2 separate regions of the Homo sapiens genome follow, and region 1 is linked to region 2. A link is an interaction called in ENCODE POLR2A ChIA-PET data of the cell type or tissue named here. Cell type or tissue: MCF 10A. All regions are shown on one strand. Each heading gives the region's core, and the rest is flanking DNA. Links, peaks and the distances in the headings are about the cores only.

Evidence for each region. ChIA-PET counts read pairs that join two places held together with the same protein. Peaks named below come from ENCODE experiments on the same cell type or tissue, not always from the same donor. Only the 100,000 strongest peaks of a DNase experiment are listed, where the experiment ranks them.
Region 1: POLR2A ChIA-PET joins it to region 2 with 7 read pairs; 1 of 35 experiments calls an interaction of 5 or more read pairs at or near these places.

Annotation. Positions count from the first base shown.
Region 1 is chr11:112,919,717-112,935,107 of GRCh38, reverse strand. No RefSeq gene overlaps it. Among named protein-coding and RNA genes, the nearest start is that of NCAM1, 34 kb to the left of the region's middle. In MCF 10A, for the core only: no CTCF peak of the experiment used is centred there; a DNase peak (open chromatin) is centred at 9,357.
Region 2 is chr11:112,969,562-112,984,952 of GRCh38, reverse strand. The region is part of intron 1 of NCAM1 (neural cell adhesion molecule 1); the gene reads right to left. It also overlaps the pseudogene RNU7-187P. Among named protein-coding and RNA genes, the nearest start is that of NCAM1-AS2, 14 kb to the right of the region's middle. In MCF 10A, for the core only: no CTCF peak of the experiment used is centred there; a DNase peak (open chromatin) is centred at 6,912.

The DNA.
Region 1 (15,391 bases), core at 6,465-11,464, 53 kb after region 2:
GCATGTATGAGTGGTTTGTTCTTTTTTATTGCTAAGCAGTATTCCACTGTATGGATACACCACAATTTACCCATTCTTCTGAGGATGGATACTTGAAATTTTCAGGTTTGAGTTATTGTGTCTGACGCTGCCATGAACATTCTTATACAAAGATTTTTGTGGACATATGTTTTCATTTCTCTTAGGATGATGTCATAGGATTGGTGTATGTTTAATTTTGTAAGAAAATGGCAAACTTTTCCAAAGTAGTTGTATCATTCCACAGTCTCACCAGCAGTATAAGTGAGTTCTTGTGCTCCATATCTTTGCTTGACTTAGTCATCAGTCTTTTAAATGTTAGCCGTTGTAATGGACAAGTGATATCTAACGACGACTTTAGTTTACATTTCCATGTTGAGTGGTGATGTTCAGTATCTTTTCATATGCTCTTTGGCCATTTATATAACTTCTTTTATGAAGTGCTATGCAAGTCTTCTGGGCTATTTTAAAAATTAGATTGTTTGTCTTTGCATTGTTGAGTTGTAGAAGTTTTAAATACATTCTGGAGATAAGTCCTTAGGTAGATATACGTATTGTGAATATCTTCTCCGCCTCTGTGATTCGTGTTTTCATTTTCTTAACTGTCTTTTGAGAAGAAGAGGCTTTTAATTTCAACAAAGTTCAGTTTAACAATTTACAAAAAGAGTTTTGAGAATCAAAAAGTTAAGTCCCAAAGAAACTAACAATACAGTTTATTCCACAAACAATACCTTTGAAAGAATTCATGATGATTTAAGAGCCAGTTTTCTTTACTACTCAAGATTAAAACCTCTTTCTGGCCTGGAGAAAAGGAGTTTGGGAATTGGGAGAGGAAAATCAAGGGAAAAAAATGGAATCCTGCCCCTTGCCTTGGGGCAAGTGACCAACGCCTTGGTCAGTGTATGCAGATCCCAGAGCAGAGAAGACTTATGCCTGGCTTCCCCAGGAAAAACCCAGAGACACTGAGAGGCTTATAGAAGAACCTCACGGAGGGGAGCAATGGTGGATAAGGGATACAGGGGTATGGGCTTGGGGGAAGCCTTGGGAAGTACTGTTACTCTTAGGGAAAATAGAGAAAGCAAACAAGTTCTCAGACCCACCACGGGTAGAAGAATGCTGAGAGAATATGGGCTGACTCAAAGTGGTCTGGATTTGGGACAAGGATGACTCTGAGCAGTTATGCCTGGAGTCCAAAGACCAGCGTGAAAGACTGGCCCTCAGGAGGGAAGCCCAGGACCTAAAGATAAGGGGAAAATAAGGTGAGATTCAACCCAGTGAAGGCCAGTGTGGACAACAGACTACTTCAAATGCAGCCCCATTTTTTCCCTAGAATGCCCAAAACTTAAATTACTCCCATGGAAAGGTGAAAAGGAAAAGAGAAAAACATGAGCTGGCTTTTTTGCCCCAAAGAGACTGTATTTTAATCCAGAAGATGAGTTTTACCTTGAATAGGCAAGATTGTTTTCTGCCACCAAAAGATATAAGGTTTGAAATCAATTGTTATAAAAGAATAAAGTTTCAGATTTGCACCCCTGTGTTTCATGATGGTGAAATTAAACCAGGCGTGATCCTAAACTTTTTAAAGTTGCAGCAATTTCTGTGTTGTTTGCCAGCTAATACTCGGCACAGAGTAGATGGTCAATCAATATTTCGAATGAATGAAAGAAAATGTCTCAACTCTGGTGAAGTTTGCTGACCCAAAATCCCCCTATTTTCTGGCTGTCTATGCTTCTGTCTTCCTCACATAGTGAAAGTGAAGACAAATTAGCCATGTTCGTGGAACATAGTAACTGCGGAACTAGACATTTTTACAATTTTCCATTTGCTTACCAATTTGTAAATAATTATTTCTTTAAATCTGCCTTTATACATGGGAGGTTATTTTCCCTACTAAATTCATCCCTGGGTACCATACCATATAAAAATGATTACTTCTGCATGATTCAATATTCCAGCTCTTTACGCATTTTATTATGGCCACTGCAGTGTCCTCTAGGAGCTTAAAGATTTTTAAAATGCACTTAAAGCAAAGAACAACGGTCATCTGGTTATGTATTTATTTGCTGGGTTTTTTTTGTTTGTTTGTTTTTCATAAGCTGTGCCCAACATTCCCAATTCCCAAGAACAACAACGAGTTGTTTCTTAGAAGCTTAAGAACAATGGCAGATAGGAAGAAAGCTTGTCTTAATTAGCAAGGGCTTGTCAAGGATGCTGAGGGCCTTCCAGAGGTACTTCAGGGAAGAGAGCTGTGTAGTGCTTAAGAGAACTGGCTTTGGAATCAGGCCTCATTCCACAGTCAGCTACCAGTACTTACCAGCTGTGGGAACTTGGGTGTGTTATGTAAGGTCTCCAAGCTTCGGCTGAGCCACGCCAGGGATGTTTAGACTATGAAATGAGATAATACGAACTCAATACAGAACCTGGCACATAGTAAGTTCACTTTAGCTCTTTAATCATCATTATCTTTGTTTTCATTCACTGACATTCTGGAAATGGAACAAAGCAGTGACTTCTACTTCTTTTCTTGAAGACAGCAATATCTGAGTGCAGCTGTGATGAGTTCGCCAAGGTAGGTCCTTGGGCCAGGTGTTAGGTTTTCAGGAATCTAAGTCCCAGACCCAGGCACCTCTTTAAAAACATATGAAAGAGATCAGAAGTGAAATCATTTCCAGGCAGCACCATTTTTTTTTTATGGCAACCTAATTGACACCTTAGGGTTTGGTAAAGAAGTTTAGGCTTCCCGTGGGGAATAAAACGATGAACAGGAACAGAAAAACTCGGGCTACACATGTGTGGTGAAGAACAAATGGGCCTTTCCTGCATCATCCAGTGAGGGGCTGTGGGTTTGCAAAATATTTTCAAAAGGAGACCCAAATCTGGGCCAGAACTTCTTGGCTGACTGATGAGCCACCCAATAAATCTTTAAGCAAACAGTTTTGAGAGCAGGAATTCAAGGAAGTTGATTTTGAACCCATTCAGAAAACATTCTTCATTTGATCCTCCTAAAACCTAAGTTATTTAAATATAATTCAATCAAAGTGAGGCAGCTGTCTCAGAAATCAGAAAAAGCCTCCTTGTTTCATGTCAGCTTAGTTGTTCTGCTGAAGAAATCAAGTGGAGGGTGTGGACACGGCATCCCAGACCCACATGGTGACTTTGCACAGGGCAGCTGCAGCAGCAGAGGTTCCCAGATGGCACTTTGGAGCTGAGACGAAGACTTTGAACTAACTAATAAAACAAAGCATTGGAAGCAGGGGGAGGGGACGGTGCTGACTTCTTTCCAGGATACAACACAGAGGGATATGACCCCAGTAGTGTCATGCCATTAAAACAAGGCTGTAGTACTCCTGATAATGGGACTTTCCATGCGCATTTTAACCATTATTTACCCACCATACCGCACTTTTTGTTTATTCATTCATTTGACGTATTTTTATCGAGTCCGTATTATGTGACAGCTGCTATGCTAGATTCTGACATTATGGTAGAGAATAAAACAAGCAAAGTCCCTGACATTAAGAAGCTTACATTGTAGAGGAAGAGACCATCAAAATACAAGCAAACAGGCAAATAGAGCAGATACAAAGTGCGACACATTTTATAAAGGCAGGAAGGAACTGAAATATAGAATAAGGGAAGATAGAATTATGTTTGAAGTCTAGGAAAAGATTCTCTGAGGCCCAGGGAAGGACTATAAAATGGTGTTGCCATTCTGGAAAGCAAACTTGCAGTATTTACCAAAATTGAATATATGTGTCCCTGGAATCCCACGGTATCACTCGTAGATACATGTGCCAGAGATGGTCTTGCTTAGATCTATAAGAATGTTTCTTAGGACAATGTTGTGATAGGAGGGAGGTAGAGGGGTCTTTCACAAGGGCGAATGATTGCTGTGGATTACCACAGAACATGAAGATGCAGTGCACAGGAGGTGCAGGAACATGGGTAGCAGCTCCAAAAATCATAACGTGAAGTGAAAACAGGCAGGGCACAGAATAAGACTCAACGAGCAATGCCTTTATGTGCACTGAAAGTACACACTAGAAACATCACAACGCACGTAACAAAGATGAGTCAGAGCCAGTCTCAATGCCCTCTGTGGGGATGGGGGCATGAGAACAAGGATTAGGGAAAAAGGGGAAAGCAACTTTTAATGAAAGGAACCAAGCAAGGGTCTTGAAAATCCAGTCCCGATGGTGTGATATGAACTTAAGAGTATGATGGACTCAGATCTGCCCCTGAGATGAAAACAAAACTGAAGAGGAAAGAGAAGCTGGCCAGGTCAAGAGCAATGGGAGAAATGCAGCCTCTGGAGGGCCTCACAGTAGGCCACAGCCCTGACTGAAGGACAGCCAGTGTGATTGTCCTTTCAACAGCAAGGCACAAGACATGAAGTTGGAGAGGCGGGTAGGAGCTTGACTATGCAAGGCCTTTGTAGGCCATGGCAAAGACGTTTAGATGTTATTCAAAGTGCGGTGAGAGCCGGGTGTGGTGGCTCATGACTGTAATCCCAACACTTTGGGAGGCTGAGGCAGGTGGATCATCTGCAGTCAGAAGTTCGAGACCAGCGTGGCAAACATGGCGAAACCCCATCTCTACTAAAAATACAAAAAGTTAGTTGGTGTTATGGTGGGCGCCTGTAATCCCAGCTACTTGGGAGGCTGAGACAGGAGAATTGCTTGAACCTGGGAGGCAGAGGTTGCAGTGAGCTGAGATGGTGCCACTGCACTCCAGCCTGGGCAACAGAGCAAGACTCTGTCTCAAAAAAAAAAAAAAAAAAAATGCAATGGGAGGCTGCTAAAATATTTTAAGCAAAGGGGTGACATGACTTACTTGACATTTTTAATAGATCATCTCGTTTGTGATACAAACCATAAACAGGAGGGTGCAGGAATAAAACCAGAGACACTATTGATGAGGTGTTGGTGGTAACTTGGGCCAAGGTAGCCACATGCATGGAGGTGAGCATTTGGACATATCTATAGGCACACACCCCCGTGCTTCTGTGCAGGGAGCCAAAGGTCCATGGGATGTGACCAACTCAACATTCCACTGGAGGCTATATGATCAAACAACAAACTGTTTATCATGAATGCAGGATGTGAGCAAACTCACAACTGCTCCTGCTGACAGAAGGTTTGGTGGAGGCAATCACCCCCTGGCACTGAAGTTATCTACTGAGACATCTAGAGAAGGCAGTCCTGCAAGCCTACTCTGGACTGAGCAGCTGACCCCTTCTTCTGCCCCCTTCTCACCATCTCTTTTCCCTAATAAATATGAAGGGCTGTGTAAAGCTCAGGGCTCTTGTCCACTAGAGGCAAGGTGCCCCTGACCCCTTCTTCCAAATATACTCTTTTGTCTCTTGTCTTTTATTCCCGCGTTCACCCAGTTTGTTCAGTCCAGTAGGTCTGTGTGAGTTACATACTGGCATCTGAACAGGGACAGTCCAAATACGGGACTTCAAGGACATGAACAAAGAAGGTCTGCTGGAGCAGAAGAACTGAAATTGACAAGGTGAACTGTAACCCCAGGACGAGTCTGCCAGCAGTGGATATAAGGTGAATGCCCTGAAGAGGTACTGATCAGTGCCCTAAAGAGGTCCTGGGAGCAGTGCTTTAAGGAGGTACTGGGAACAGGAAGCTTTCTGAGTCAGGGTAACAAGGGGAAGAATTTGTCTATTGAAGACAAACATTATGTGCAGTTGCTTAAAGTTCTGTTGAGACAGTCTGGAGCTCAGGTTAATTCGCAGACACTAACTAACCTCCTGCAGAAGCCACAGAAAGTTATTACACATAACCCATGTTTTCTGCAGGCAGGCACTCTTGATGTGGAAAATTGGGATAGAGCAGGAGAAGTATTAAAACAGGCTCATCAAAAGGTTTTAAAGTTGATTCTTCAGTTTTTTCCACTTAGAGTTTAGTTTGTACTGTACTTCTGCCATTATCTCCTTATTATTCTGTGGGACAGCAGGCTGAATCTAAAAATCTGAAAGAATCTGTTGTCCCACCCACAGCTCCAACTGAAAATAAAAAACAGGAGAGGGAGGATAAAAATTGGTCTATACCGCCTCCTCCAGTTGCAGAAACATCTGTACCACCTCCTTCAGTAGCAGAAATTGAGACCCCAATACAAAGAATTTTATACTCTGCTGCCATAGCTGGAGAGCCCTTAGGACCTTGCACTTTTCCTATTTCCCTAAGGCCTGATCCAAATAATCCACAGCAGCTTGTTCAAGAACACACTCCACTAGAGTTCAAGTTGTTGAAGGAATTAAAAGCGAGTGTGGTAAATAATGGCATACAGAGCCCATTCACATTAGGATTGCTAGAATCTGTATTTGGTGCTATGCGGCTTTTACCCTTTGATGTGAAACACTTGGAGTGAACTTGCTTGTCCACTAGTGCATATCTGACATGGAATTAAATTGGCAAGAAATGTGTGCAGACCAGGCTAAACAGAATCATGTTGCTGGACATGCAGACATTACAGAGTATATGCTGATAGGTAATGGCCCTTATTCAGACCTGGGACATCAAATGGCACTCCCAGACACTGCTTATCAGCAGTGTGCACAGGCTGCTAAATGCACCTGGGCCACAATTGCTGAAGAGGAATTCCCAGTACAATCCTTTTTACATATCATGCAAGGGTTGCAGGAAGCCTATACACAATTTCTTGCAAGATTACAAGAGGCAGTGAAGCATCAGATTCCTCATACCGCGGCTGCAGAAATGCTGACCTTAACTCTAGCTTTTGAGAATGCAAACATGGATTGTTAATGTGCACTGGCTCCAGTGAGGTGTACAAAGAATTTGGGAAATTTTCTCAGAGCTTGTCAGGATGTAGGACCTGACATCATCACTCTTCAATGTTAGCTGAAGCAATGGCTAATTTAGCTGTTGACAAATCTAAAAGGAGCCAAGGGTCAAACCCTACAATGGGAAAACGTTATACTTGTGGAAAAACTGAACATTTTAAAAAGGAATGCCTCCAGATCTCAGGACAGAAAGGACCTTACAAGGCAGAGGCCCACCCAGTGGAAAAAACACCAGGACTTTGTCCTTGCTATAACAAGGAAAATCACTGGGCTAATCAGTGCTGCTCAAAATTTCATCAGAATGGCACCTCCCCACCCCACACTGGGAAACGAGATGCGGGCCTGGACCCAGGCCCCAGAAACAGTGAGGGCATTCCCAGTCCAGATCTCAATCCCATTTCAGGCATGGTTTCCTGGAGGCACATTGATTCCCTCACCCCAGGAACACCAGGAAGTGCAGGATTAGATCTCCCAGCCAGAGAAAGGGTTATATTAGTTGGGGGAGACAAACCCACCAAGATTCCCACTGGCATTTGGAGACCTTTACCAGCAGGATATATGGGACTAATTTTAGGCAAAAGCCGTCTTAACCTGCAAGGCATCACTGTAGTTCCAAGAGTGATTGACTCCGATTATGAAGGAGAAATTGAAGTAGTTTTAATGTCACAAGATCTTTGGGTTTTTGAACTGGGAGAATATATTGCTCAATTACTGCTTATTCCCTGCAAATTACACCCTTCTCCACGAAAGGAGAAATGAGGAAATAAAGGATTTGGGAAATCTATCTATCCCAACCCATAGCCTCTAAGAGACCCACCTGTGTAGTACAAATTAAAGGAAAGAAATTTTATGGGCTTATGGATACGGGAGCTGATGCATCAGTAATATCTAAAGACAATTGGCCCCCATCCTGGCCCTTGCAATTAACTTCTACATCCTTAGTGGGAGTAGGAACATCTCAAAGTGTTCAACAGAGTGCTGAGATTTTACCTTGTCTTGGTCCAGATGGACAATCATGTACTTTTCAGCCTTATGTTGCAAATATAGCTATCAATTTATGGGGTTGAGACTTACTTACAGCATGGGATATGAGACTTACAAATGAAAACTTTGATAACCCAGGATTTAAAGTATTGAAGAACATGGGATATCAGAGTGAAAAAGGTTTAGGGAAAATTCGGATAAGGAGACACTAACCTGATATCAATAACTGGAAAGACAGGTTAAACCCTGCAAGGAGATTCTTCTTTAAATTCCCCGCAGCAATTAACCAAAGAGGCAGGGGCAGAGTTGCAACTTGTAAAACAGAAGCTGAGTTCAACAATGGCAGGCCTCCTGGCTACAGCCTAAAAAACCTTTGCTTTCACTATCCCTCAGACAAATTTTTTTTTTTTTTTGAGACGGAGGCTCCTCTGTTGCCCAGGCTGGAGTGCAGTGGCGTGATCTTGGCTCACTGTAAGCTCCACCTCCTGGGTTCAGGCCATTCAGGCCATTCTCCTGCCTCAGCCTCCCGAGTAGCTGGGACTACAGGCACCTGCAACCACGCCCGCCTAATTTTTTGTATTTTTAGTAGAGACGGGGTTTCACCATGTTAGCCAGGACAATCTCGATCTCCTGACCTCGTGATCTGCCCGCCTCGGCCTCCCAAAGTGCTGGGATTACAGGCGTGAGCCACCGCACCTGGCCCAGACAAAATTTTACAGTTTTCTTATACTAGTCATTCTTTTAAAAGTTTCTTACAGCTTTGATCTATAACCCATAAAACAGGAATTCCTTATAATCCTAGAGGACAAGGCATTATAGAGTGGGCACATCAAACATTACAACACATGCTGAAAAGACAAAAAGGGTATAGGAGGCCAACTACCACCTCAGTCAAAACTACACTTAGCCTTATTTACTTTAAATTTTTTGACTCCTGGTACAGATGGTAAGACTCCAGCAGAAAGAAATTGGCAAGTGTTAGAGGAAAAGGGGAAAGTTTATCTGAAAGTGTTATGGAAATCCCTGGAAGAAAGACAATGGAAAGGTCCAGTGGATTTACTGACATGGGGACAAGAGTATGTTTGTGTTTTTATAGGAGATGGACAAGCCGTGTGGGTGCCCTCAAGGTGCATGCGACCATGAAATGGGGGACTGGAGGAACCCAGGGTGGCCAACCATGGGCCTGGTCTCTCTGGTACGAGCCATGAGTCACCTGAGCCTGAGTGCTAAGACAGAGAGAAGGCCGACTGGAGTCGCGACACAGTTCTAATGTTACATTTGTAAAGAATATCACCACTCAATTTACTGTTTGTGTTTTTAATCCTTATGTCTTTTGGGCAGCTAAGAAGCACCAGCTTCAGGTAAACAATACCCATTTGACCTGTAAAGCTTGCCAGTTATATCACTGCATTAATCATAGCACATTGCAAACACATAATATCTCTACTTTGATTATTTTAGGACTCATCCCTGGGCTATGGATTCCTGTTAACCTGTCCAAGCCTTGGGCTGCCACACCTGCTTTGCACTGTGTGAAACTTCTTCTAACTCAGCTTACTCATCGTGTCCGTAAAGCTTTAGGCATGATAATTTTTGCTATTGTGTCCTTGGCCACACTAATAACTTCTGTTGTGAAATCTTCTGTAGCTTTGCATAGTTCTGTTTAAACAGCTCAGTACGAAGAGAACTGGACACATACAGCTAACCAAGCATGGCTACTTCAGAATAAAATTAACACTGAGTTACAAACTGAAGTGGCAACGTTATGATCCATGATTCTATGGTTAAAGGAACAAGTACAAAGCTTGCACTTGCAGCAGCAATTGCGTTGTCATTTTAATCACACCCATATTTGTGTAGCCAACTTAGAATATAACCAAAGTGAGTATCCATGGGACCTCGTGAAAGCCCATTTGCGGGGAGCTTTCACATCCAACATCACCTTTGATATTGGTGAATTATAAAACAAAACAAAATTCTTGATTTAAATAGGCAAACTCCAGAGTTTCAGCCTTCTTTAGAAGACCGGACCAAATTCCAGCAAGGCCTGGGGAGCCTCAACCCTTGGACCTATCTAAGGCACCACATTAACAGCTTATATGTAGTTCTTGGAATAATGTTGTTTTGTCTCTGTCTTCTGTTTATAGTCTGTAAAATCGGATGGACTGCCAATCGGAGAAAGAGCTGCCCAGCCTGGCCTTACATTCTTTCAATTAATTCATAAACAGAAAGGGGGATATGCAGGGAGCCGAGGGCCCATGGAACATGACCAACTCAGCATTCCACTGGAGGCTATATGATCAAACAGCAGACTGTTTATTATGAATGCAGGATGTGAGCAAACTCATGATTGCTCCTGCCGACAGAAGGTTTGGTGGAGGCAATTACTCTCTGGCTTTGCAGAGGTTATCTACTGCGACATGTAGAGAAGGCGGTCCTGCAAGCCTACTCTGGACCGAGCAGCTGACCCCTTCTTCCACCCTCTTCTCACTATCTCTTTTGCCTAATAAATATGGAGGGCTGTGTAAATCTCAGGGCCCTTGTCCACTAGAGGCAAGGTGCCCCCTGACCCCTTCTTCCAAATATACTCTTTTATCTCTTGTCTTTTATTCCCGCGTTCACCTGCTTTGGGTTCAGTCCAGTGGGTCCACGCGGGTTACACTTCTGCACTAGGGAGATAGGAGGAGACAGGTTTTTACATGTCCTCCAGTTCTTACTTTTACACAGTTATTTGAACCCAGCATTCTTCTCTGATCGGCTTCCCTTGGGGGAACATGAATGCCAGGATGCTGAGGGCTTTGCCCCAGCCTCAGCCCCTGTCCCAGGTACCCTGTGGCTCAATGGGTTTCCAGGGGGTTACCTTCTAGTCCCTGACTTTTCTCAGCCATGAAGGCTTCACACAGGTCTCCCTGAGTCTCCATGGTCAGAATGCCTAAGTGCGGGACTCTGGAGCCTTGTGGCCTGGGTTTGAATTACAGCTCTACCATTACTTACTGTGTGACTTTGGACAAATTCCTTGATGTCTCCTTGCCTCAGTTTCCTAACCTATAAAATATAGATAATGATAGTACCTAGTTCATAATTACAGCAGTTCCCTCTTACCTGTGATTTTGCTTGGGACAGTTTCAGTTTTCTGAGGTCAGAAAGTATGAAATGGAAAATTCCAGAAAGAAACGATTCAGAGGTTTGAAATTGCCCGCCATTTTGAGTAGTGTGATGAAATCTCATGCCACCCTCCTCTGTCTCACCCAGGACATGAATCCTCCTTTGCCCCAGCGTATCCACACTGTCTACACTTCCTGCCTGTTTGTCTCTTAGTAGCTGTTTCTGTTGTCTGATCATCACGGTATCACAGTACTTGTGTCCAAATCACCCGTATTTTACTGAATAATGTCCCCAAAATGCAAGAGTAGTGATGCTAGCATATTGTCAGAATTGTTCTATTTTATTACTAGTTATTGTTAATCTCTTACTGTGCCTAATTTAGAAATTAACCTTAGGTATAAGTATGTATGTATGTATGAAAAAAAAACAGAACATATAGGGTTTCATACTATCCATGGTTTCAGGCATCCACTGAGGGGCTTGGACTGTCTCCTGTGGATGAATGAGGCCACTGTAATTTATATATATAAGTGCTTAGAACAGTACCTGGCACCGATTCCATATACTATTAGAGTTTGCTATGATTGTTATTATAACAATTATTATGAGTGGGAGGAGCCAGTTGTTTTCCCACTAATATGTCCAGTGATTACAGCTCTTCCAGCAGAATCCTTTCAGATAAACATCACCCAGTTGTCCCCTCCTCCCGCAAGTCCTGTTGCCGCCTCCTCCCGCACTCCACGACACATTGAACAACCAAGTTGCTAAAACAAGAGGTAATGTTTTTGATAAACTTCAAATTACCTGCGTAGCCCAATGATTCCCAGGGAAATAGAAAGTCCTCATTATAAGCACGGTTGAGAATTCTGAAACTTCTCTAAAGTTGTAAAAAATGTGTCATCTGCCATTTCTTTGGTGGGTGTATTTTTACACGTCTCACAAGAGAGGTAAACAAACAAACAACAACAAAAAACAGGCTTAATGCTAACATGGAGTTGCCACTTCAGCAATGCAGCTTCATGTTACACTGATACATTACACATGCCTTACATGGTGTGACCAGTGTTTTGGGCACAAAGCACGCTGCTTCACATTTTTCAGATACGGGCAGTCATTCATTACCTTTCTTTATCCCTCTCCCATCATTTTCCATCCAAACCCCTGCTCTTAGTATGCCTCCTAGGGTTTTAAAGAGGCAATCCCATTAAAGCTTTCACAGCAGATTTGAATGACCAGTTGAATTAACCTTGGCCTCTCTCTTATTTGCATTTTAAAAGGAGAGTTTTTAATCTGAAGAGGCTTCTAATTTGTTGATTGGAGAGTGAGGAAATGCACTTTTCAAATGGCCTGTGGAATAGAGCTAGGCTGGACCTCAGGTGCCCTCCCACATTTTCACCAGTCCCTCTCCTCTCCCTCCAGCCCCCAGCACCACGGTGGCCTAGGTGGGTCTGTATGGGACACTTCCTGTGACCAGCCTCACATCCTCTCACCCCTCCGCTTTTTCTAGTGAGTACTGTAGCAACCTGCTTCCCACTGGTGCAACCTGAAAGCCCCTGACCTTAGTTGCATTCATACCTCTCACTTTTCTGCCCAGGGCTTCTCTGATACCTATAGAATCCATTTGGCATTCATGCTGTGTAGCCTGGAAGTGAGGGTGCTTTAATGCCCCAGGGAGACTGGAGCCCATGAGTAAATCTCTCCTCTTCTTTCACATGGGCAATTCTGAGGCACATTCTACCTGGTTCTCCAGTGTCCTTGTGGGATCGTGCCCCTGTGGCATGGCCCACAGGTTGACCAACTCCAGAACTCATGTATGAATCAGGTTTTCCTCCTCTGGGGCCCTCTCTCCCCAGTTCCCCACTCCTGTTCCCTGAGATCACTTATCAAAATAGACTCCCTGCTTTCTGGAGGGAACCAGGTTAAAACAGTGCCAAAGACCAGTAAACCTCCACCTGGCCATTCACCTTTATGCTGTTCAAGGGAGGATTAACATGTTTACAGACTACAATTTATAAAACAGAAATTTGGCAGAGTATTTGTGAACAATTAAGATAAACTCAATTGTTTGAAATTTAATGCAACTAATATTTGTTGGAGTTTAGCTAAAGCCAGGTGCAGAGCTAGGCTTTGGGCAGACAATAGCAAACGATCCCTCCCTGAGATTGTAACCTAATGTGTGTGGCTCCATCCCTCTGCCAATAGTTCCCCCGAGAGAGAACACAGGGTCCACCCTGCACATGAAAGGTAGGCACATTTCAGGGTGGGAGCTGCGCTAGGTGCAGGTCAGACTGCCTGAATTCACTCCCTGCTCTGTTACTTCTAGCTGGGTAAACTACCAAATCTAACCAAGACTCAGTTTCTTCCTCTTTGAAATGTGGAAATCTTCCTAGAGTCATTATGAAGACTAAATGAAAAAAAAAATGTATGTAATGGTCTTATTACGCCACCTGACATGTAGCAGGTATGCAGCCAATTCTAGCTCTGCAGTAAGTTATTGATTTCTTTGTGATGGGTTAGAGCAGTGAGGCTGTTGGTTTTAAATGAGAGGAGATGAAGAGGAATAAGCATGAAGGGGCTGCTATGCCTCTGCCCAACCTGGGTCTAGCTTGAATATTAGGGACATAAAAAGGAGAATTCTGCTAAGAAAGAAGTAATAACAACTAATTATTTTAACAGATGTTAAACTTTTGGTCACTTTTTTTTTTTTACTAAGCAATTTATACCATGTCTGTGTTTTTAAAGTATTACATTATGTTTACACATTTAGACTACTTCTGTAGGATGACAAATGTGTTCTTAAATGCTGGATATAATTTTAACTAAAAAATTGACATCCCTATACATTTTGTACCACGCTTTGGTTAGTTTTGTTTTAACCAATGCCTCCTTCTCTCTAATTATCCTAGTCAGTCAAAAGTTCCTTGTACCTTTCATTTACAATGCACAGCTGATTCTGGGGTGTCTCTGGAAAATTGCCTAACAGCCATTTAGTCAGAGATCATGAAGGAAAAACAAAGAGCTCCTAAGTTGGAGGATAAGGAGAAATGGATGAGTAGTGGGAGAAAGGAGATTGTGAAGGGATTCAAGCAAGAGGCTGATAAAGGCTAGTATATTCTTTCACTGAGAAAGGAGATGCCTACGTGTGGGCTGGAGAGGGCCAGCAAGACAGGGGACACGATATTTTTTTAATAATCTTGAAGCCATCTTGAACGTGCCCATCCCCTCCTTCCGCTGCCTGTATATCTGCACCTGTTGTTAAGGGCTTGGATGTCTCCCTCTCATGCCAAGCCTGCTGGTCTTCTCTGAAAGAAGGTTTTGCATTGTACCAGCAAAACTGAGGGCAGATAATTTTCCTTTGCTTTCATCTCTCACATTTCTGTACCCCTATCAATCACCTGTTTTTCCCAGGTAACTGTGAAGATACTTTTGGCCAAAGAGGGCATTCCCAACACTCTGCCAGAGGAACAGATGAAGGGTGAGTGAGAGGAATGGGTGGATAGGTGGGCTGGCTTAAAGGATGTCTTGCTATGTGCTTCTGGATTAGAGGGTACTGGCAGGCTTATAGAGATGTCTTTCTTCCCCAAGTCTCTCATTGGCTTTTTAGAGATGTTAGTATATCCTGAAATGAGTCAGTCAGTGCAACCAGATGATTTTCCTTCAGATGAATGGTTTGTTATACCTTCGCAGGTGTAAAAAGATTTATTAACTCATAATTTTATCAAGTAGTAATGTGCCAGTAAATATTTTAATAAGGTCACTAGTTCCACTACAATATGTTGTGTTTAATAGCCTTTAAAAGTGAAATGAAATGATCAGCTCTTAGTTACTCTCCTCCAACTTCCGTTAGGCTCAATGAAATTATCAGCTCTTAGTTACTGTCCTCCAACTTTCTTTAGGCTCAATGAAATTATCAGCTCTTACTTACTGTCCTCCAACTTTCTTTAGTCTCAATGAGGGACTTTCTATAAGTCAATGCCTTTCTTGCCCCCCATCTCCAACATGATTCCCCACTCCCACAACACTCTGCTGCATTCAAGACAAACTACAGTGTAGTGGTTCAGAACTAGCATTCTAGGACGAGAAAGATTAAAATTAGAATCCTAGCTTAGCCACCTATATGAGCTTGGAAGGGTTCCTTAACTAGGCTTAAGCCTCAGGATGCTTATCTATAAAATGACATCATTATCCTACCTCATACAGTTTCCCCCAAAGATTGGATGAGATTGTTAATGCACACATGGTGCCTAACAAGGTGTCTGGCAGGGAGTATGAACTAAATAATATTAGCTATTGTATTAATTATATATTATTGTGGAACGAATTTTCCCAAATCTTAGTGGCTTAAAACAACCAACATTTATGATCTCATATTGTCTGTGGCACAGGATCTGGGTACAACTAAGTTATGTGTCTCTACCTCAGGGTCTCTGACAAGGCTAATAATCAAGGTGTTGGTGGGGCTGCAGT
Region 2 (15,391 bases), core at 3,802-8,801:
AAATAGGATAGTGCAGGCAACAAAAGCAAAAATAAACAAGTGGGACTACATCAAACTAAAACGTTCCTGCACAGCAAAGGAAACAATCAAAAATAGAAAAGGAAGTCTATGGGTTGGGAGAAAATATCTGTAAACCATATATCAGAAAAGGGGTTAATATTCAAAATATATAAGGAACACACAAACTGAACAGCAAAAAAAAATGAATAAACCAATTTAAAAATGGGCAAAGGATCTGAACATTTTTCCTAAAAACACATAAAAATAACCAACAGATACTGTATACAAAAAGGTGCTCAACAGTGCTAATTATTAGAAAAATACAAATCAAAATCACAATGAGAAAGCATCTCACACCTGTTAGGATGGCTTTTGTCAAAAAGACAAGAGATAACAAGTGTGGGTAGCCATGTAGAGAAATGGGAACCCTTGTACACTGTTGGTGGGCATGTAAGACTGCTGCAGCCACAGTAGAAAACAGAATGGGGGTTCCTAGAGAAATTAAAAATAGAACTACTATATGACCCAGAAAAAATCCCTCTTCTGGATATGTACCCAAAGGAAATGAAATCACCACCTCATGAAGATATGTGCACTCCTATGTTCACTGAAGCATTATTCACAATAGCCAAGTTACAGAAAAAACTTTATCCATCGACAGATGAATTTTAAAACTCATATATATATATGAATATTATTCAGCCTTTAAAAAGAGGGACATCCTGCCATTAAGGCAATACAGATAAACCAAGAGGACATTATACTAAGTGAAATAAGCCAGACACACGAGGAAAATACTGCATGATCTCATTTATATGTGGATTCTAAAACAAACAAAACTAAATACATAGAAACAGAGTAGAATGGTGGTTACCAGGGCAGGAGTCAGGAGAGGAGCTAATGGGAAGATGTAGGTCAAAGGGTACAAAGTTGCAATTATGGAGGATGAATAAGTCTAGAGACCTAAAGCACCACATGATCACCAGGTAATAATGTTGTATTGTATGATGGAAATATGCTAAGACAGTAGACTTTAAGAACTCTATTCACAATAAATAAATACATACATACATACATAAAGGTGACCATGTGAGATGATGAATATGTTAATTTGCTTGACTATAGTAATCACTTTGTTATGTACATGTATATCAAAACATCATAGTTAACACCTTAAATATTAAAAAAGTAAATAAATAAGGAAATCCTGCAAAATGCAGAGCCAACACATTCCAAGTTGATGAGGAGCATGGTCATTTGACCAATTACTTGCACTGAGCTTGTATTTCTCCATTTGGCTATTATGATAAAGCAATATAAACTCCATTTTCAGTCTGGAAATCTTGCCAAAGACAGAATTGAGTTCTGATACAACCTGTCCTTACTGAGCCCACATTAGATGCCAGCCTTCTTCTCTGGGTTCCCATATAATCTGCTTAATTGTCAGTTCTTAAAACTTTTCTAGGATGGGCATTAAGTTCCCCCATCTTCCTGGGAGAAGAATTCACCCTCTTCCCACTTGAAAAAAAAAATCCAAATTTTTGTTCATTTTCATGATTTCTCAAAATCATTTTCTGTAGCTGTTTATGGATTTATTTACAATTCTCCTGGTATCCTGGAATATAATTTCATTAATGCCTAAAGATTTGAAATCCATGAGAGCTACACAATCTTTCATGTATCAGCTATGTTATTACCAAAAGCACTAGAAGATAAAAACCCCAACAAGAAATTGGTATGGACTGCAAACAAACTTCATTAAAACTGAGACAGAGTGAATTAAAAAGAGAATAAGAATTGAAAGCAGTACCACCATATAAAAAGGGCAGCTCTGTGGTTTTAATTCTTTTTGAAAATATACAAAACAGTAACTTGCTTAAATGACTTGGTACCACTTTTTAATAACTATTACATATGAAAACTGCCCATCTTCAGAGTATAAGTGCTTGGCTAAGTTCCGTTCCTGGTCCTCTCTGCTTCTCTCTCTAAATGGACTTATCCTTCGAGAACCATCTACTACTTAAATAACTACAGATTTATGTCTCTAACGTGATCTCTCCTAAAAACTGCAGACTTCTATTTCCAGCGGTATACCTGGCTTTTCTTCCTAGACAGTCCACTTTAATCTCAGGGTCACCTTTCCCAAGCCAAACTATTACCTTTTTTAAAAAATTAAAAGTCCCTATTTTCCCCTTCCTCAATTCTGTTGCTAGTGACATTTACTCTTACCATGCGCCTCACCTGAAATCTAAATAATCTCCATTCTTTCCTCTCTTGCATATCCAAATCAGTCACTAAGTTCATCAATCTTCCCTCTGTAGTATTTCTTGCATAATGCCTTCCTTTACATCTCACAATCAGAACTCCAATTCCACCTCCCATCACCTCACACAGCCTCTACAGTAGCTCCTCCTACCCCCTGACTACTGGTTTTCCAGACTGTAATCTCTCCCAGCTTCCAAAAGAAGAGCAACAAATCCAACTTCCCAAAACATGCTCCCATCAAGTCATTCCCAGAATCTGCTGCTTCCAATGACCTCCTTACTTCCCCATCTGATGAGCAAGGCCATCCCCAGTTCTTGTTTACTCACTGCCACCAAACCTTTGCATACATTGCCAGCTAGCACCCTTTTTACAAATGAATTCAGATATATCTATTCCTTTTTTAGATCTTACCTCTCAGTCAAAGGCATAAATACATGTAGAATGCAGGAATGAATAAAGGCTATCTACAAGGGGCTCAGAGTGAAACTGAGCCAACTCTGACAACTTGCACCTATGTGCAAGACCCTTTGCTAGGCACTATAGAGGATATGAAGATTTGCATTTTGGTTAATCCGGACAAAACCACCACATAAAACATCTTATAGGGAAGTGCATCCCAATTGCCAAAGGAAGTTACAAACTTCTTGCGGAGGAAAAGTCACATAATGGGCTTGATGCCACCTGTATCATAAAATAAGCTGTCTGTCTGAACAGGCACATCAAAACTTGATTGTTTACTTGAATAAATACTGAACTCATTCTAAAAAAAAGAGAGCCACCTAGTGAAAGACAACAACTAATTTTATTTGAATGCAAAAAACCTTTGAACTTTAACCTCCATCTCTATGTCTAAGATGTCTTATTTTTAAAGACAGATTCTTATCTGAGATGTTCACAAATTTTGTTTTAAAGAAGTTAAATGAGATGAACTTTCAAAGATTCTTCAAATTCCTTAATTTCCTATGGGTTAGCTCCCTCTGCATGCCTACTCTAAGTGATTGTGGGAATAGCTGCACCAAATACACCAAAGCATCCTAGTGGAAAATTTGCAAGTGATCTACAGCAGTTCCAGTTAGCTCAAGACCACTAGTAAAGATTTGTGCTTTTAGTGAAAGGGCAGTCCCATAAGATATTCAGTATTCTATGGGGTATCTATGGTATCCCATAGATACCAGTATTCTAGAAAAGCAATGTGGTGTTAGCCCAACACAATACATACCATCTAAGAATTATGTAACCATTTTCATATTAATCACTGCAGAATTATCTAATTAATATTTTATTTAAGACCACTGAGGAGGACGTTTCACATGACAAGAAATACATCTTAAATCCATCTTAGCCTTGCTTTAAAATGCAACCGTATCTATTGTGTACCGCTTTATGATGAATGGGACAAAACCCAAACACTTTTCTTCTGCAATTCATGAAGGAAAGATTACAAAATACTGGAAAACATCATTTCGGTTTTTTTTTCTATGCACAGAGAATGAATGATAAGCCTTAAGCTATCAAAATGGTGGAGATGAGGAGAAGAGATTGACAATCAATGCATACAACATAAGATACTACTGTAGTAATGTGGTAAAGCTATTAGATATGTGAAAGGGGTGATTCTCCTCTACATTCTCTTATGCTGAGTAACAGCTCCCCAGAATAAAAGGGAAAATTTTCCCCAGTCAAAATACATAAATGGAAGACATAAATATTTCCTCTCTCCTAGAAGACCGGCAGAAACAGATGCTTCCAGGTGCTAGGCATTTTCCATTTTGCCAGGGGTAATCTTAGCATGCTCACATTCAATAGTTCTTTGAGGAATATCCAAATAAAATTATTTTAGCTATTCTCATGAAGATATAATACCCACAATCTAAAAGTTAGTAAGAATTAAGGATAAATATTAACAAGTGCTAGGATTAAAATAAACCTTCATAGGGATAAAAGACTACATATTGGGTATAATGTACACTGCTCCAGTGACAGGTGCACCAAAATCTCAGAAATCACCACTAAAGAACTTATCCATGTAACAAAAAACCACCTGTACCCTCAAAACTATTGAAAAATAAATAAATAAACTTTCATGGTTACAAAAAAACAAACAAACAGCTAACACAATTAAGGAGCTCACATTACTAAAATGCTGAATCAAGGCTCAGCCATGTTGTAGTATGTATCAGTACTGCATTCCTTTTTATTTCCCAACAATATTTTATTGTATAAATATACCACATTTTTTGGTCCATTCATCAATTGATGGAAATTTAGGTTTTTTCCATTTTTTGACTGTTATTAATAATGTTCCATGAACATTAGTGTACATGTTTTTATACTGACATATGTTTTTACTTCTCTTGGAAGGGCAGAGCTGCTGGTTCACATGGTAACTCTGTTTAAGAACTGCCAGACTTGTTTTCCAAAGAGGCTGCACCATTTCCATTCCCATCAGCAGTGTTTGAGGGTTCCAATTTTTCCACAACATTATTAATACTTGCTGTTACCTGTCTTTTTGATTCTAGCCATCCTAGCGGGTGTGAAGTGGTATCTCACTGTGGCTTTGATTTACATTTCCCCTGATGGCTAATGATGTTGACATCTTTTGGCCATTTGTCCTTATGGCCCATTTGTGTATGTTAGCTCTGGATTTTTCATAGATGCCCTTTATCAGGTCAAGGAAGTACTTTCTATTCCTTATTTAATGAGTGTTTTCATCCTGAAGGGGTGTCGCATTTTGTCAAGTGTGTTTTCTGAATTTAAAGGTGATCAAGTGGTGCTTGATACCAGCTGTTTTTGTTTTGCATACTTATGAAGTCTACACAATTCTAAAAATGTGTTATGCATTTCAGATTTTTATAAAAAGGTTCAAATTTAAATGAAGTATACATTCTAAAAATTATGTCCGTTAAACAAAAATTATGGGAGCCCATTGTTTTAGACTGAGCTTCTGCACCCAACCCCAAGAGACCAGACCAAACCAAAATGGAGTCACTCAAGCTAAATGCCATATAATCAAACTGAAACGTTAAAGAAGCAGATAGATCCCAAAACAGATTGGGTTTTCCTGAAAACAGGAGATTCCAGTCGACCTGAGTCAGTGCAATAAAGAAGTCTCCTCTGCTTTAACTTGCAAAAGAGTCACCGGAAGTAACCTGATGTTAACCAGTTTCTTTTTTTCTATAGTTGTTTCCTTGTTCCCACTTTCCAAACCCACTGTTCTGCCATTGCTCAGTGGGAGCTCTCATTCTATTTTGTTGAATGGAGGCTGCCCCAATTTATGAATCACAAATAAAAGACAATTTGATTTATAACTAAATTTGTCATAATTTTGTCTTTTGACATGTCTATAATAAACATTTGGAGAAGTACATCAGTAATATTTTGGAAAAAAATTTATTATGAAACCTATATAAGGACTTTTGAATGGTAAAAATTACAGGTTTTTTTTGTTTGTTTTTTTTTCTTTTTTGTTCTACCAGTCTAATTTTTTATGGTCCTACTTTTTCAGACTACTTCTTGGCTACTTCTGTTCTTCAGAACAGCAACCCAAACACACACTCAAAGTCTATGGACCACTCTACATAAGCCCAAATTAAACACAATTTCCATGTAGTTGAATATTACAGAAAGCAATTCAAATAAAATCGAAATAAAATCAGAGGATCTGTGTTCAACAGACAAAATCCAACCAAACCCATACAATAGTAAAGAGGATAATAACAAGTAGTTTCACAGATAGTTAAATATATCTAAGCCAAATGGTTTTTAGGAAACCTGTATGAAACCTTTTAACTCAGTGAACTACTTTCTAGTATTTAACAAAATCATTTAAAACAATAAGCTTTGTCTCCATGATTATACACAATCATTTTGTCAAAATATGTGAACACAGACAATGGCGTATTTTCCCCCTTGTGAAATTCAAATCTACTTGGAAATGCCATAATCTGTGCAGAATTTTTCAAAAGATGCTAAAAATATGTAAAGTATATTAAACCAGTCCAAAGTAACAGACCTCCAAAATAATTAATGTACATTTTGAGGTTTTGGAAACTGTACTGGCTAATGTGGCTGTTGCCAGCTAGAACTAGGAGATCAGGAAAAGCTTTCATGAAGAGTGTTTTACCATAGAAGAGAAACATTATAAGTAGCTCATCTTACACAGTCTTATTAAAAGAAAGCCTCACTAATATTAAGAACATTTCTTCTCTTTATTCTCAATGTTTACATTCAACCACTGAGTCTTAAAATACAATGAAGAAAAAAACATGCCATTATTACTAAAATAATGTCAAAAATATCATTTAAAATCAATTTGGTGGACAAATATCTTCCAGGCATTAACCGAATCACGTATTTTCTAAAAACAATAACACTTAAATACAATTTGCTTAATTTTATGTTGTGTGTCCTCATCTCACCCCACTCCCAAAACCTAAACACCAATTTAGATTTTTTGGTTCATGTTTAACTCTCCTGAGATTTCCAATATGGCATATATTCTCAGAATTTCATTCTACCTCTTTTCGGATACATAACAAGGAGAAAATGCTTACAAAATTATAGAGATGTACAAGAACATAGACTATTGCATCATAGAAAGATGAGTCACTTTCCTCTTCACCCCAACGTTCAGGATCCTTACACACTGGGATTGCACCACATGCAATGCAGTGGCCAAAAGGGACTCTTCTTCCACAAAACACTGCACTAATTCTCCAGTATTCAGCTTTTCCACTTGAATGGAATAAAAACCCTTTTGAGAACAACAATTACAATCCCCCCATTTTTTTCTCAGGCACACTATTGGACTTCTTAGTGCATGCACAATGCAAATAAGGCAAGCTTCCTTTCACAGAGTGATTAATATGCAAAGACAGCCTGCTTTTTTAGTAGGATGTGAAGAACCACCAACAAGCCTTTCTAAGCCCAGAGGTTTCTACAATTATTTCCACTGTTTATTTTTAAACAGAAGATTACACAATAACACCAAGCGCTGTAGCTCTAATTTGCCAGTATTTTGTAAACAATGACAATTTAGATTTTTAAACCTTTTGTATCATATTTAAATCTGTGGTCAACTATTGATTCCAATGTATTAATTTTTTTCCAAATCTAGGAAACTCATTTATATGGGACAAGACTCAATCTATACTTTTCTATTAAGAAATTGCACTTCATTTTTAAATAGTGAATGATTTTCTGGCATAAACTTTTGGAAAATGTGGTGATTTTTAAAATTTTTTATAAATTCCAAATGAAGACTAAGAAATGACATTTCTTTCGTGGTGAAAACCAGAAAATCTGCTAGACAAATTATAAAAGAGCTATAATACTAGAAATTGCATTTTAATAGTAATCCATCTCACTTACACATATGCTTATAAAGATTGCGACTTTTCCAAATTGTTATTAAATCACTATAAGACTATTTTAATAGAAAATTTAACAAAATTTGTTCAATAAAACAATGCTACAAAGAAAATAATATCTTTGTAGAACAGACTAAACACATATGCACATTTAAGAAGCATCTCTAATCACATTATTTCCCAGGTGATTTTTTTTTTTTACCAAAGTTTCCAAGAAAAAGCAAACTTATCTGATACAGCTGTTAGGCCTTCCTTAATAAAGATTTCACTTGTCTCATCATTTTTGGTTTTGGACTGTCTTCACCCACAAAGTATCACGACACAATTCTAATCATAGAATTACCTGACGTTTGCACCTAATGCTTTAAGGAAAAAATCATTGAAAACTCAAACATTTTGCTCTGAATATAATTTTTTAAAATCAATGCATTAAACACCAAAATGCAACTCGATTTTTCTGTTCTTTTTAAAAAACAACTTCTACAGATATAGTTTTAAGATAAAATGTTAGATATGGATAAGACTTACCACATCAAATTGCATTTTAGCCAAAATATTTCAAAAATATATATAGATCAATACCTATCATGGTCTAAATCAAACCGATCTTCTCTCCAACAGTCCCAAATCCCAAGATACATGACTCGAAACAGACAATAATATCTACATACCTTCAGGTTTTATAGAATAGATATTAGCATCATTTCAAGAACATCAACAAGTCATTCCAGACATTTTTGTTTCCCTGTGAAGTTTCAGTGTCCAGCTAGTCCAAGGCACTTAAGCACCTGGATTCTCCAGACAGCCGCAGACATACAACCAATCCCACCAAATCAATCTGTAGGTTTAAATTGTTTTCCTCCTTTGTACTTCTAAATTCTAAAAGTTCTCCTCCTTTGTACATTTAATAATTTTCAATTACTAAAAATTTATAATTAAAAAATTGATTTATTTGTTCCAGTCTATAAATAAATAAAAAGATGAAAGTGAAGATTAAACTCACAGTGGAACTCATCATTTTAAATCTCTCATGTTGAGCAAGTTAAGAGTATATAATTGTATATATATTTTTATACTCACTTATCACAAACAAAAAGTTTAGTATTTAGAAATACATTCATAAATTGTTAAAATAACTGCACATATTTATAATTTATGTTTTCTTAAAATATGTCCAATTGTACTTTTATTATTGTGACTAAATAACTTTAACTGGGGTTTGTTTGTGAAAGCTATTCTCTTAATATTGCACAGGGCAGCAAAAATATAACTCAGTAATATATTGATTTACCTCCCAGTGACTTCAAAAGTATCTACTGTGAATATCACTAGAACACAAAATAGTGAATGATTTTTCTGGTTTCCTATTTAGATACAAAACTACCCTTAAATGCCTAAATCAATTATTGTGTGAAATGTTTATATTCTCAAAAATAATGCATATGTCTAACTTGGCTATAAAGGAATACAAATAATAAAAATATTCTTTTTATAAGAAGGAAGGCAGGCGAATGAACTGCCTTCATGACCAGTTATCTTAATTGAGTCTGACTGGTAATTTAAATTCTGATTCCAAAGCCAATTTAGTTCAAAATGACCTCAAATGGTAACCTAGGGCAGTTAACTGACTCACTTTCAATCCCTTATCTTCAAAGAAAATCACATAATGTCCCTTTTTTACTTCATTATGACAGATGGTTTTCTTTGATGAAAATTTTAAATTTTAAACGTGATGAGTAACTTTCACTTACACACACAAAAGGAAAAAAATGCTGAGAAAATAACAAATAACTCTTATTTATCATTTTCTGACATTTCAAGATTGTCTTTTGTGTCATTCCACAGGCATAAATATTACAAGTATAAACAAAAAACTTTTTGAACGTGGTCTAGAATTTTTCACAAAGCTGAATGGTATTCATCTTTCACCTCCAATTCCTAGACCAACTACATAGAATACGGGAGTTATTTCATAAATACTGGATTAAGTCAATGTTTCTAGTGGACATTTAACTACCCAACAAGTCTGAGACATGGCCACTTGCCAATGTGTTCATAAAATTGTTCTTGTTCTGATTTGCAAAATCACTGCCAAGTCCACGTCTTTCTATCAAAGAAATGTGGAATCTCAGGCCACCTTGGAATCTCTTGAGAATGCTTCAGTTCAGAAAAGTTTCCTCAAAACTCTTTAAATTGTCAATCCCTTGAAGTTGTCTGAACATTCCTCTGTTCGGGTTTTTGCCTTTGATGCACCCCTAGAGCATGTCCCTTTTCCTTTAAGAACTGCAAGCTTCTTTCAGTCTCAACGATCCTACCCTAAAACGTGCAAGATAAAAGACTTCAAAAAAGATTTTAAAAGCCCGCTTTGGACTTTAGCAATTAGAAACCCTGAAGGAGATAGGTCATCAGTGGGTTCTGAGTCTGCTCCAAAATTAAAGTCAATAGAGCCTCTGATACCACTAATTCAAACACACACACACATACATACACACACACACACACACACAAACTGTAAGCTACAGGAGGGTGGCAGCCATATGTCTCTTCTCCCATACTCCCCTCACCTCAGCAGAAGGCTCAATTTTTATAAATAGAGAGATTGAACCAGATGCACTTTGTCCTTGCATATACCAGACTTTGTTGAGGGCAGAAGCACCCTACTGAAAATAGGAGAATTAAATGAAGTCTAGACTACAGAAGAAAAAATTACCCCCAATCCATTTCTTATTCAGCTTAGAGAAAAATAGTAGTTGGACTTATACCGTGCCTGCTGCAAAATTTTGGATTCTCTTAAGTCAATCAGTCCAAAAGAAAATGTAAGTACTCATGAATATACATGGATGTCCCCCACCCAATAAACCAAGTTTCTGCACAGTCTTTCAGTGTGTGACATCCCACACTGAGCCCCACAGCTCTTCAGGGTCTCACTCTTTACTAATAGGCAGCCAGGGATCATTAGAATTTGAGGAGTTAAATGAAACAACATGAAACACAAAAGGAGATACAACAGCAAACATAATAAAGAGGAATTCAGACAAAAAGAGACAAGAAGCAAGAGAAATGTTATGAACTCCTCAGCGATATGAAAGATATTGCATCAAGAAAGAAAAAGATGCTATGCTAGCTCTTCAGAGGCCTCTTTCCGTTACTTCTTCATTCTTCATGTTTCAAAGAATCAGGGTTGCCAGGTAAGTGACTTCCAGATTAAGTGACTTCCAGATTAATGAAGTGTCACCAATATGATCTTTAGCAGCAACCATTATTTAAATACACTAAATTTTATGGCTCAACCATTATAGTGAATTGACAGATTTGATATTAACCCTATGCAAATGGAAAGGAGAATCTAGATAAACCACTTTTAATTTTTTAACTATTACTTTTGTCAAAATCAAGATCTACTAGGCTTTGCTTTCATAGGAGGTAAAACAGCTCCACAATGAAGCATGGCATTTCCAACTCAGTTGCAATTCACAGTGATCCTGAACTCTCAGAACATGAAAAATAAATGGAAAATGTGATTCTCATTAGAATCAATACTTAAATCCAACGCGAATTGTATATCCCTTCACTGTGAACTTTAGCAGAAAGAAAGGATATGGGAAAAAATTGCTGAGCTCACTATGTGCCAGACAGTTGTATAAACTACCTCATTTCATCCTCACAATAACCCTATTAGTTAGGTATTATCCCTGATTCACAGATAAATAAACTGACCGTTGGAGATTAAATAACTGGCTCAAGGTCATGAAAAGCAGGAGAGTCACAGTTCGAAATGTGGGTTTGATACCAAAGGTCCATGGGGCACCCTGTGCAGTATGCACTGCCTCCAACACCAAAAGGAGATACTAAATTCAGAAAGAAAGAAAGATAATTTATAATTATGTACCCAAACCAAAGAGCTTTCATTGGATTTCCATCTTCTTATGCCCTTGATAACAGGCCTTTAAGGCTGCTTAAAGTACACCTTTATGGAGTACTGTAAGTCCAATTCTCATATAGCAATTGCAGCTTAACTGGTGACTGGCAGCCTCTCATGTGAACAGAATGGACACTCAAATTGAAAATGACTAAACGAACATTAGAAAAGTAATCAATCACTCCTGTGCTGATCTGATAAAAACAGCACATCCAATTTGTGACATGCAGAACAAGCTTCAAAAGATTTTGCTATAGAAACATTTTTTAAAGGTCTAGAAATAAATGTATGAACACCACAGGCAATGAGGTAAGAAGACAAAACTGAATCTAAAAATAATCAACTCATATGATAAATGAAGTCACTGGGGAAAACCCTTAACTTTATTCATTTCCTCTGGCATAAAATTGTCCTGTTGTCCTTTGCAAAGGTTGCTCATCACCTCTCCCCTCCCTCTGGCTCTTTTCCGTGGTGATGCATAGTTCAATGCGCCCAGGAAGCTTCATGATGAGGCCGTCACCCAAACTAGCAGCCCTCCTTTCCTTCTTTCTTTGCCAAGTGTCCTGGACATCAGCTCTTCCTCAGTCTTTGACTCTAAATAAAGAACTTGAATTTCACCATTCAACTGAAATCCCTCTGACATCACTACTCTCCTCTGACACAAATCCCAAGTTTCTACTTAATTCTCACCTACTTTATACTTTTAACCACCCTTAGTACTGCTGCCCTTGTTTTTACTGCACTATTTGTTTTGCAAAGCAATATGTGCTCATTATCAAAAACTCAGACAACATAAATAGTGATTTACCGTCTTCCAGTCTTGATTACAGGGTGAGTGAAAGACGTTTTTTAACAAGATTGGGATTATACCTATATATATTATTTGTTTCCAACTTTCTTTCACTTCACTTTATTATACTTTTCTAACCTAGGCTTTTGTGCCACTAAGCTCTGGTTCTCTTCATTTGTTCACTATTACCTTCTGAATTATAGGCAAGATATCATTCTGTGTGCTACATAAACACTGCCACATAAATACTTGTGGGCGTGATAAAAACCCCGCAAAGTACTGACCATAACTCATGGTGTTTTTCTCTCCACTGAACATATAAAAATATAGATTACTACCATCTTTGAGTCTTCCTAGTCTCTTTAACTGGGATTCCTCCATTCACCTCCCAAACAGGGAACACACATACTTACCTCATCAACCCTTCCTCTCAGCGGAGATAAATTCTTCCTTCAAAGTCTCCTTCAACTCTCACCTAAAGTTGTGTGAATTCTCCAGTGTCTGCATATTTATTTCATTCCCTCAAGCTTATAACTTTAAAGAGCTTTCTCTCTCTCCGTCGTCTACCATTTGGGATCCATCATCCACCCTTGCTGGTTGCTTTGTTATTTCTAACATCTCAGCTATGCCCCTTTTATCCTTATCCAAAGTCATTACAAGTGTGTCTTTCCAAAATTATCTGCTTTAAAAAATATACCACAGTTGGGTTTCTTTAATCTAACAAGGACCTCTGGCAGTACACAAAATTTGATTTTTATATAATTTTCAGCTACATGTCTACTAATAGAATGTACAGCTGTAACCACCCTCTGGTTCCCAGGCAATATTTATCCTGACTCTGAAACATTAAGTGCCTCATATTTTGGCTGTAGATGCTACCTGGTATTCCCAGTTATCTTTTCATTCCCAAACAGACAGTAAGATCTGTAAGGTCAAGGTACCATATTTAGGGCACAATGATGTGCACCTTCAGTCCCAGCAACTCAGGAGGCTGAGGCAGGAGCCCAGGAGTTTGAGGCCAGTCTGGGCAACACAGTGAGATACCATTTCAAAAAAAGGTATAACATTTAGAGTTTGATTTGTTTTGTTTTTTTCACACCCTGTCGTTAACTGACTGCTTAGATGCTCAATACGTAACTTTGCTGTCATTTCTTCCTCCCCACCCTCACAACCCATTCAGTTTCTATTCTATACCTTCTGACGTACTCTTACTCCACTACAGACTGCTTCACCCTCTCTTTGATCCCACATTCTTCCTTCGATGACAGTAGCTTCCAAACTCTTTTGACCTGAGCCAAAAGAATGTATTTTCCATTACAACCAAGTTACATATTACACAGAGAGAGAGAGAGAGAGACAGAGACAGAGAGAGAGAGAGAGAGAAATTGAAGTACTCAAAGCAGTACTTACCCTTATATAAAACACACTCTCTTTTTCCACTTCTTCCCTCCTTCTCTCCCTCCTTCCTCCCCTTTTTCCTTCCTCTCTTACTTCTTTCTTAATATATATGGAAGCCCGTTAAACAGATTTCATCATCCATAGTTTGAAAAATACTGACCTACAAGTTAAGGTATTAGGAGGCCCAAACTTTTTCTAAAACCTAACCTGTCTCTTAATTTCTCCATCATATTTACAGTACCATGATTATTTAATTTCCTCGAGTTTGTAACTTCAAAGATCTTTCTCCCTCTCAGTCATCTACCATTTGGGATCTATCATCTACCCTTGGTTGCTTTGTTATTTCTAACATCTCAGCTATGCCCCCTTTATCCTTATCCAAAATCATTACAAGTGTATCTTTCCAAAATTTCCTGCTTTAGAAAATATATCATAGTTGGGTTTCTTTAATCAAACAAGCACCTCTAGCAGTACATAAAATTTGATTTTTATTTTTCAGCAACATGTCTACTAATAAAATGTATAGCTGTGAAATATTTCATTTACAATGCATTTCCCATATATTATCTTATTTTGTTCTTATATTCGATTGCGGAAGTTACAGTTCAAAGAGGTTACATAACTGATATAAATTCACTTGGCTAGTTAGTAGCAGAGCAACTTCTTGAACCCAGATCTTTCGAATCTAAGCCCAATGGTGTCCTTTCCCCGCATACAGGTGTTCCTACTGATTAAGCAAGATACTTTCATTGGACTTCACTAGCCTCCCTTCTCCTAGTATCATCTAGTTGATGTTTCATACAGCAATAAAAATCCCTTCGTTAGCCCTTCATTTTGTCCGACCACCATAGTGGATGCTATATAAAACCAGAATTCCCTTTTAGTGCTGCAATGAACTATATGAATTTGTTCCTACTTAACTCTCTGCTAATTCCCAGCTAGTCCCAAACATAGAGCCTGAGGCAGCACACGCTCAGTTGCTATTGTTAACTATCCTCTTAAACATATATATATATTTTTAATTTCTCTGTCATCTCCAGCAGGACTCCTCTCCTTTGTCTGACATTTAAGATTTAAATATGGCTTGCCCCAAGTTCCAGCCTTTAACTGCTCTTCAATAGCAATTCTTTGGCCAGATCCACCTCATCCTATAGGAAAACAGGCCCTCTCTCCCTATTTACCTTCATATCTGTGGAGGTCCAGGTCAGTTCTAGCTTTTCTATACCTCTTTTTTCCCCCAGACATTAAAACTAATAGACATGATTTTTGCCTCTCAATTTTCCCAGTTTTTACCTGCCTGCTTCATTCGGGCACTTACTGATATAATATCTTTCATGATTTCTTCGCAGCTTGAACTAAGCAAAAGTGCTTCCTCTCCAACCACCTGAAAGGGTCAGTATAGTAACCTTAAATTTATTTTGTTTTTCCTCTAAGCCTCTAGCACAGAACTTTGCACATCATATTCAGAGTACTGTACACCTTTTTAAACAAACATTTCAAATAAAATATCTGACCACAGGGAACTTTTTTAAAGCACATAATGAGTACATACTTTATATCTGCTTTACATATGTGGTTTTATTTCAGCTCACCAAGACCCACAAGGGAAGTGTCATTAACCCCATTTTACAGATGGGGAAACAGGCTCAG